Linked DNA regions of Homo sapiens: region 2 is linked to region 1. The links are chromatin contacts, found by Hi-C or POLR2A ChIA-PET in ENCODE. All regions are on one chromosome and are shown on one strand. Each heading gives the region's core, a stretch centred on a gene start or an enhancer-like site at or near the end of the contact. The rest is flanking DNA. Distances are from core to core; before and after follow the strand shown. Region 1 holds the start of ZNF318 (zinc finger protein 318). Region 2 holds the start of PEX39 (peroxisomal biogenesis factor 39).

The links. Hi-C counts contacts between places; a loop is a spot of excess contacts on that map. ChIA-PET counts read pairs that join two places held with the same protein, here RNA polymerase II (POLR2A). Pooled maps may share reads with other maps.
Region 2: a loop to region 1 is called in a pooled map, with 5 times the contacts of the local background. The contact joins the promoter of PEX39 here to the promoter of ZNF318 in region 1. A Hi-C loop is called at or near these places in 8 of 50 pooled maps. POLR2A ChIA-PET finds 5 or more read pairs at or near these places in 6 of 52 experiments (BJ, CD4-positive, alpha-beta T cell, HCT116 and 3 more).

What each region holds. Positions count from the first base shown.
Region 1 is chr6:43,367,791-43,372,389 of GRCh38, reverse strand. It overlaps ZNF318 (zinc finger protein 318), which reads left to right and starts at 2,743. Exons shown (of 10, transcript NM_014345.3): 1 at 2,743-3,423. The coding sequence starts at 3,025. LOC124901227 (atherin-like) reads right to left here and starts at 3,026. Exons shown (of 2, transcript XM_047419609.1): 1 at 3,003-3,026; 2 at 1,049-2,967. The coding sequence starts at 3,026. The coding sequence ends at 2,269. RefSeq lists silencers at 2,490-2,589, 2,780-2,979, 3,070-3,259, 3,270-3,339.
Region 2 is chr6:42,888,497-42,893,095 of GRCh38, reverse strand. It overlaps PEX39 (peroxisomal biogenesis factor 39), which reads left to right and starts at 2,275. Exons shown (of 1, transcript NM_001008739.2): 1 at 2,275-2,831. The coding sequence starts at 2,308. The coding sequence ends at 2,613. RPL7L1 (ribosomal protein L7 like 1) reads right to left here. Exons shown (of 6, transcript NM_001366481.3): 6 at 3,196-4,599. RefSeq lists enhancers at 1,824-1,873, 1,934-2,783.

The DNA.
Region 1 (4,599 bases), core at 1,494-3,993:
GCGGTGGCTCATGCCACCTTCCCAGCACTTTGGGAGGCCGAGGCGGGCGGATCACGAGGTCAGCAGATCGCGACCATCCTGGCTTACACGGTGAAACCTCGTCTCCACTAAAAAAAATACAAAAAAATTAGCTGGGCATGGTGGCGGGTGCCTATAGTCCCAGCTACTCGGGAGGCTGAGGCAGGAGAATGGCGTGAGCCCAGGAAGCGAAGCTTGCAGTGAGCGGAGATCGAGCCACTGCACTCCAGCCTGGGCGACTGAGCGAGACTCTGTCTCAAAAAAAAAAAAAAAAAAAAAAAAAAAAACAAAACAAAATAAAAGGGATCCGTCCCATGAGAGATAACCAGAGAGGAAAGGGACTCCTGCCACGGGAGTGAGTTTTACATGGGGTAAACCTCCTCCAGAAGGCCAAAGACTTGGGGGAGGGGAGTCATAGACAGTGAACCAGAGGAGGACCACTGCCAGCAAGAGAGTTCTAAAAAAGCCCACAAAGGTGCATAAGAGAGAAAAGCCAACATTTGTGATTCCTCCTTGTCCATAGGGAACCGATTTTGGAAGGTAACAGCATCCTGCACTAACCAGGAAAGTCTGTGTTCTTTCCCTTCAATCCCTTCTCCTCCTGGGAGGAGGGGGTCAGAAATAGCAGCTAGCCAGTGGGAGAGGAGGAGCAAACTTTGAGGAGCAAAGGCAGGGATGTGGAGAAACCTACCATACCACTTTTAATATAGCAAGCTTCAAGTCTGAAGCAGGTAAAAGCAGGGGTAGGGGAGAACCTTTAGCCTGAATAAAGTTTAAAGTTTTGTTCTGTACTATATATTTTCTACTGCAATATGACTACTGTCATGACTGAAAAATACTTGAAAAGTGAAAGGATCTGCAAGAGATTTCATGCAGGATACAGAACTATGCATAGAGCAAGTGTGAAGGGGAAGCAGAAGAGTTTTCTGATTATACACCGTGTCTCCCCCTGTCTTGAAACACCCCAGCTCCTTTGATAAAAATATTCAGTATTAGAAATGGGTTGAGGAGTAAAAGTTGATACAGAATATAACAAACATGATTTAAAATTTATTGACTCCAAGTATCTATACACACTGATTTACATTTTTTTCACATTTATTAAGTCCCACCAAAAGTATGGGTAACCAAAATCCATATATACTCTAATAAAGACAGGGCATACACCTCTGGCATATTTTTATTATTTTTTTCATTAAAATGTTATTGGTTTCTTATTTTATATAAATTATATAAAATGTGAAGCTGGGTAAAAGTAGTCAACTAGTAAAAATTTTATACATTTTTACTGAGTATATGCCATTATAAGAACGTATGGAAATGGATATATATATATATGGATGTATTTTTTGAGAGAGGGTCTCACTCTGTCACCCAGGCTGGAGTGCAGTGGCATGATCACAGCTCACCGCAGCCTCAACCTCCCGAGTAGCTGGGGTACAGGAACGTGCCACCACACTCGGCAAATTTTTTTTTTTTTTTTTTAGAAATGGAGGTCCTTCTACGTTGCCCAGGCTGGTCTCGAACTCTCAGGCTCAAGCAATCCTCCTGCCCCGGCCTCCCAAAATGGTGGGATTATAGGCGTGACCCTTTGCGCCTGGCCCACTTTTGTATTTAGGATGCAGGGCCCTGAGATTGGCATCTAGGAAAATTCTGGACTTAGGCCAGGGGAGGGGGCATGCCTGGATCTCTTACAAAAACTTGCCACGCCTCCAGTTGGTCATGATGTGGGCCCCTGGTAATGAAGGACCTCCACCATGACCACAAGTACTTTAGTCAGAAAACAGCTCGAAAACGTGTGAAGAGAGTCCACCAAACAGGCTTCGTGTGAGCAACAAGGCTGTTTATCTTACCTGGGTGCAGGCGGGTTGAGTCCGAAAAAGGAGTCAGCAGAGGGTGGTGGAATTATCATTAGTTCTTATAGGTTTGGGATAGGTGTACAAAGTACATTCTTAAGGGCGGGGGAGAATATTACAAAGCACCTACTTAAGGGCAAGGGGGAGAATATATCCTGTCAGTTAGGGTGGGGCAGGAACAAATCACAATGGTGGAATGTCATCAGTTAAGGCTATTTTCACTTCTTTTGTGGCTCTTCAGTTGCCTCAGGCCATCTGGATGTATACGTGCAGGTCATAGGGGATATGATGGCTTAGCTTGGGCTCAGAGGCCTGACAACGTCTATTTTGGGTTTGATTCTGGCCCACCACCTCCACCTCGTACTTTCCTATCCTCAATTTCAACCTCTAGAAATTAGGCAAACTGGAAAGTAAACTGATGCGGGTCGTGTTGCTTCAGCTGGGGACAGGATTTCGGTGGGCGCTCCTGCCGGGGTCCGTAACCTCCCACACAGCTAACGTTTACAGGCCCGTTTATATTATCACGAATGGTTTTCAACCATTTCGTGTCCATCCCTAAATTAAGAGGCTTGAGGGGCGGCACGAAAGAGCGAAGACACCTCCGCACGGTCTCCAAACCCCTAAGTCCAGAGGCCTGGAGCATCCCCGGAAAACCAGATCCCTCTCCAGAGAAGCCCTTCCTTCCGCTCCGCCCACCCCGCGCGGAGGCCACAGGGGTCACGTGGCGGCCGCGGGAGGGGGAAGTGGGCGGCTCTGCGGCCGCCATCTTGAGGATTCGGAGGCGGGGCGTGCAGAGCTCAGGGCGCGCGCTTCGCTTCCCCTCCCCTCGCCCAGCCTCGCGCCGGCGTCTGTGCTCCTCCCCACTTTTCTTGGTTCCTGCGGCCGCTCCCTGAGTGGAGGAGCGGGGAACCCCGGAGGCGGGGGGGGGTGTGTCGGACGCGTGCTCGCGCCCTCCAACCGCCAGCCGCGGGGGCGCGCTCGGCCGGGCCCCCGGGGCGACGCGGGGCCGAGGGGAGGGGGCTGCTCCCGCGGCTGAGGCGGCGCGCAGCGGCCGAGGTGGCGGCGGCTGCAGCTGCGGCGGCGCGCTCCGAGCCTGCGTCTAGGGCGCCCCCGGGTCAGAGCTGTCGCCGTGGCCGCCGCTGCAAGAACCATGTACCGCAGCAGCGCTCGCTCCTCCGTCTCTTCCCACCGGCCTAAAGACGACGGCGGGGGCGGCCCGCGCAGCGGCCGCAGCTCTGGCTCCTCCTCAGGCCCGGCTCGCCGCAGCTCACCGCCGCCTCCGCCCTCCGGCTCCTCGTCGCGGACCCCGGCTCGCCGACCCCGCTCGCCCTCAGGGCACCGCGGCCGCCGGGCCTCGCCGTCCCCGCCACGGGGTCGTCGCGTCTCCCCGTCCCCGCCTCGGGCCCGTCGCGGCTCCCCGTCGCCACCGCGGGGCCGACGACTCTTCCCGCCGGGCCCGGCCGGCTTCAGAGGCAGCAGCCGGGGGGAGTCCCGCGCCGACTATGCCCGGGACGGCCGCGGAGACCATCCAGGCGACAGCGGCAGCCGGGTAATCCCACCCCTCGTCCAGGACTCCCTCCATCCCCCAGTCCCCTCCCCCGGAATTCCCGTTTCCAGAAACGCCCGGGGCCTCCAGACCAGGGTCCTAAGCGCGAAGCCTCCGGCCAACTCCCTCGGGGATGCCGAGCCTGGAGGCTTCTGTCAGACCCGGGAGCGTTGACACAATAACGGACTCGGGAGCGCACGGGCGTCTCGTCGGGAGTGCGCGCTCCGTTCCTTAGGAATAGGCTGTTTCTCTCATGCCGGGTGAGGTGTGGAAAGTTTGCCAAGGCGAGGGGCATTTCGTCCAAACCGTGTGTCTTGGTACTTTTTGTAGAGTTGATGTGTCCTCGGGGTTCCGTACTTTTCATCCCCTTACACCTGAGCTGCCTTCCTGGATCTTAGGGGAAAAAGCCGAAATGTCCGTTTTTGTGGCGAGTTAGGGACGCTTGAACCCTACCAGGCTTTACGTCTAGAGTGTAAACTGTTAGCTTAAATGAATTGGAGCTGCTGCTTCGGAATGAAGTGTGCAGGACCACAGTCACTGCCATAGCCACTACCTCTTATCGAGTTCTATGTCAGGAATTATGCCTAGCCTTTCACTTTGCACATTATTTTAACCCTCACAAGTCTTTGAAGTGAGGCAGTTAATACTATTCCTTGTTGTACAGCCGAGGAACCAACCCAGAGAGGTTCAAGTAACTCGACTGAGGTGACACGGCTAAGTGGTGGAGCTGTGCTTCAACTCAGATCCGCCTGGTTCCCCAAATCCATGATTTGAACCTCTATGTTTCACTGCTAGAGGAACGGAGCATGAGTTTAAGTTTAGTTTTAGAAATAATGTTGACCTTTAACCATAACCACCACCCCAAGAGATCCTCTAGGTAGAGTCTGGTTTTTGGGAATTTGTTTTATTTTTAGTTCATCAATCTTTTTATTATTATTATTATTTGAGAAAGAGTCTCACTCTGTTCCCCAGGCTGGAGTGCAATGGCATGATCTCAGCTCACTGTAACCTCCGCCTCCGGGGTTCAATCAATCCTCCCGCCTCAGCCTCCCAAGTAGCTGGGATTATAGGCGCCTGCCATCATGCCCGGCCTCTTTTTTTAAACTTAGTAACAAAGTTCTGCTTTTTTGAGTGGCTCTCTAACATGTATGTAAGTACTGTGAGTACTTTGGTCATGGT
Region 2 (4,599 bases), core at 1,026-3,525, 480 kb after region 1:
AATATATGGATCATATTCAAATTTCCCCAAGGGTAAAATGTCCTTTAGAGCTGATCTCCCCTACACAATCTTGCATCTAATCCAGGATCACTCATTGAATTTATTTATTTATTTATATTTTATTTTATTTTTGGAGACAGAGTTTCACTCTGTCTCCCAGTCGGAAGTTGCTGGCAATCACAGCTCAGTGCAACCTCCACCTACCCGGGTTCAAGCGATTCTTCGACCACTGCCTCCAGAATAGCTGGGACTACAGGTGTCCACCACCATGTTCAGCAATTTTTTTTTTTTGTATTTTTTAGTAGAGATGGGGTTTTGCTATATTGCCCAGGCTGGTCTTGAATTCCTGAGTTCAAGCAATCCACCGACCTCAGCCTCCCAAAGTGCTGGGATTAAAGGCATGAGCCACTGTGTCTGGCCTGTATTTATTTTTTATGTCTCCTTTAATCTGGGGTAGTTCTTAGCTTTTTCTTAATGTTTTATAACAACGACATCTGTAAAGTGTCCAGACCAATCATTTTGCAGAATCTCTCTCACTTTGATCTCTATTTCCTCAAGACTAGGTGGTGAGTGAACATTTTTTGGGCATTTTGGGGAGGACTACTACAGAAATGTACTCCCCGTGTGTGTGTCCTTCCCAGTGCATCACATCAGAAGGCACACAAGGCCAGTTTGTCCTATTAAGCTTTTTTTTTTTTTTTTTTTTTGAGACTGAGTCTCACTCTGTTGCCCAGGCTGGAGTGCAGTGGTGTGATCTCATCTCACTGCAACCTCCCTGCCTCCTAGGTTCAAGCAATTCTTCTGCCTCAGCCTCCCAAGTAGGTGGGATTACAGGTGCGCACCACTATGCCTGGCTAATTTTTTTGTATTTTTAGTAGAGATGGGGTTTCGCCATGTTGGCCAGGCTGGTCTCAAACTCCTGATCTCAGGTGACCTGCCCACCTCAGCCTCCCAAAGTGCTGGGATTACAGGTGTGAGCCACCACGCCTGGCCATTAAGCTTTGATTCTTTGATTAAGGTGATGTTCACCAGATCAGTCTAGCTTTTGATACTTTTTTTTTTTTTTTTTGAGACAGAGTTTTGCTGTGTCACCGAGGGTAGAGTGCAGTGCTGCAATCTCAGCTCACTGCAACTTCTGCCTCCCAGGTTCAAGCGATTCTCCTGCCTCAGCCTCCTGAGTAGCTGGGATTACAGGTGCATGCCACCACACCCAGCTAATTTTTGTATTTTTAGTAGAGACGGGGGTTGCCCCATGTTGGTCAGGCTGGTCTCAAACTCCTGACCTTGAGATCCACCTGCCTCCACCTCCCAAAGTGCTGGGATTACAAGTGTGAGCCACCGTGCCCGGCCACTTTTGATAATTTAAAAACCTGACTTTCCGAGCAGTCAGAGCAGCTGTAGCACATCTGACCTGCTTTCACCTTCGATCTTCTCTGGGACCACCAAGAATTGAAGGATGGCAGGAAGTGTGAAGAAAGTGGTGAGGCTCTGGCTGGGTGCGGTGGCTCACACCTGTAATCCCCGCACTTTGGAAAGCTGAGGCGGGTGCATCACTTAAGGTCAGGAGTTCGAGACTAGCCTAGCCAACATGGTGAAACCCTGTTTCTACTAAAAATACAAAAATTAGCTGGGCTTGGTGGCATACACCAGCTACTAGGGAGGCTGAGGCACTAGGGACCCTGTGGATCGCTTGAACCAGGAGGCGGAGGTTGCAGTGCGCTGAGATCGCATCGCTGCACTCCGGCCTGGGCAACAGAGTGAGACTCCGTCTAAAACAACACAAAACAATAATAACAACTAAGAGAGTAGCGTGGCTTGGTGGCGGTGTCACTCCTGAGGCCTCTGGGAACAACTCTACAGTTATGCTTTGTCCCGTGCTGCGGAGCCTAGTATGGGGATTATCCCCCGCCATGCGTTGTATCTGAATCCTTGTACGCGCGCCCGGGGGTGTGCATGAAAATGGGCATGTGCGCGGTGCTTATGTATGTATGGGTCTTTTTGCCCGCAGCGGCGCGTCCGCAGGCTTGTTCTGTCCTGTGCTAGCCTTCAAGTTTTGGCACGTCCGTCCGTTTTTCTTCTTTGGCGCGTCCGTTGGGCACTCTGGGTTTGGCTAAATCGTGGACGCTTCTAAAGCGTTTCTGCAGGGAGCTGGTCAGAGTTGTCAAGTGCTCCCCCAGTTCTGGGCCGGCTTGGTACGGTCTACAGCCTCCCTTTCCTTTCCCCACCTCCCCCATGGTGGTTGCACCCATTCGGCCCGGAAGTGCTCGCTTCTCTGCATTACACGCCGGTCAGGATTCGCGACCCGACATGGAGCGTCCCCGCAGTCCCCAATGCTCGGCCCCGGCCTCTGCCTCAGCTTCGGTTACCCTGGCGCAGCTCCTGCAGCTGGTCCAGCAGGGCCAGGAACTCCCGGGCCTGGAGAAACGCCACATCGCGGCGATCCACGGCGAACCCACAGCGTCCCGGCTGCCGCGGAGGCCCAAGCCCTGGGAGGCCGCGGCTTTGGCTGAGTCCCTTCCCCCTCCGACCCTCAGGATAGGAACGGCCCCGGCGGAGCCTGGCTTGGTTGAGGCAGCGACTGCGCCTTCTTCATGGCATACAGTGGGCCCCTGAGGTTCCAGGTCCTTTGCGGCGGCGATCTGGAGGGCGTGGCTACAGGACCCGGGATGCCATTCAGTTACTCATCTTTTATGCTTTCGTCCTGACCTGTCTCAACTAGACTTGCTCCTGCAACCACCATGGGGGTTTTGCATTTACATTTGTGGACCATGTTACAGTTAAGAAAAATCCTGTTTCAGTCCTTATATGTAATAAAATGTTTTATGATGTAACTTGGCCCCAGAATGATTTTGAAGATACATTAAAGGAAAGCCCAAAGCATTTAAAAAAGCCAACCAAGAAAGACTAAAATCTTGGCTCTTGGAATCAGCTGGATCAGGCAAGGGGCTAGAGAATTAGAGCATTAGAAAGGCTCCCACAGCCACCCTGAAATCAGTCCTTTTATGTTAAGCAGGCCACCTGGCTCAGTGCCTACATACTCAACACTAGATTTTACTTTCTCTACAAAAGCTAGAATGTACCTGGTACGTGCTGACATGACCCTAACCCACAGACGATGTAACAGGTCTACCTTTTCTCAGAAAGGATTGTCTCACAACTTGTTCAACGAATTAGTTATGTCATGGTACATACATATAAGTGCGCAATTTTTGTAACATCTTTTATTTGTATACAATTATAAATTACAAACTTGTTTTATTAGGTTTTTTAAAATTTATTTTTCGTCAACTTAGTCCCTTTTATTTACCAGCAGTTTGCTCTGACAGAATAAATTACAAACTATTGTTTTGTTTAATCCCTTTAACCATCATGTCAGGCACACAGGTTGGAGAATATTAGCTCCCATTTTATGGACAGAGTGGAAACACTGTACCCATATTTAGTGTAAGACAGAGCTGGGATATAAGCCTTGGGCTTCCATAGTCACAACTGCTTTTTTGCATAACTTTGTAATACATCATTTTAAAGTAATCTGATTTCACAATGTTTTACAGTATAGGAGTAACATCTATAGCATCTCTTCTTGGCAGGTTACCTCTGGAGAGAACCAATCTAATTACCTCATACGCTGGCACTTTTTTTTTTTTTTTTTTTGAGACAGAGTTTTGCTTTTGTTGCCCAAGGTGGAGTGCAATGGTGTGATCTCGGCTCACTGCAACCTCTGCCTCCCTGGGTTCAAGCAATTCTCTTGCCTCAGCCTCCCAAGTAGCTGGGATTACAGGCATGCACCACCACATCCGGCTAATTTTGTATTTTCAGTAGGGACAGAATTTCTCCATGTTGGTCAGGCTGGTCTCGAACTCCTGACCTCAAGTGATCTGCCTGCCTCAGCCTCCTGAAGTGTTGAGATTACAGGTGTGAGCCACCGTGCCCAGCCTAAGCTGGCATGTTTTAAGGCAGTTACATCTCTAACTTGATTTACCAGCTATGCTTGAGGGTCCAAGGAGCCAAAATTGCAGCCAAACTGATCTTAAAGGACCAGGGAATAGAATGGTCAAGCATGTTTCCAAGTTTAACCTAGGCCTGGCACATCCTTGCCAATTGCTCAGATGGCAAGTGAGGGGCAACTAAGTGAAGAGAATAGCAGGAAGACCCACTTGGGGTGGACACTGATGAAAAACACAAGCAGTATCAGACTCACTGTTTTCAGGATTAAAATCCCCAGATGCCCTGTTATTGGTCTATGTCACTACCAGTAGGACAAAAGGCAATGCTTCTGAAGACTAGAATATGCAAGGAAAAAATTAAGGTGCCTGCCTGCCTGGGGCCTAACGAGCCAAACAGTGCTAATTTCATCCATGCCAAACAAAATTGTTCATTCCTTGCTGATTTGGGTTTTAAGGAACCATGCTGATCATCAGAGAAACCAGGCAATTCTATTCTGAAGCCCAGGGGAAGAAATGGTGGGGATTTCTGAGTTACAGATGGTGCAGGGGTTAACACTATCTGCCACTATGAAGGGAAAAATCTATCTTGGTAAACTTTGGTCTTCCATAGGACATGGAACCAGAGTAGCAAGATCAGGGCCTGCGTGACCGA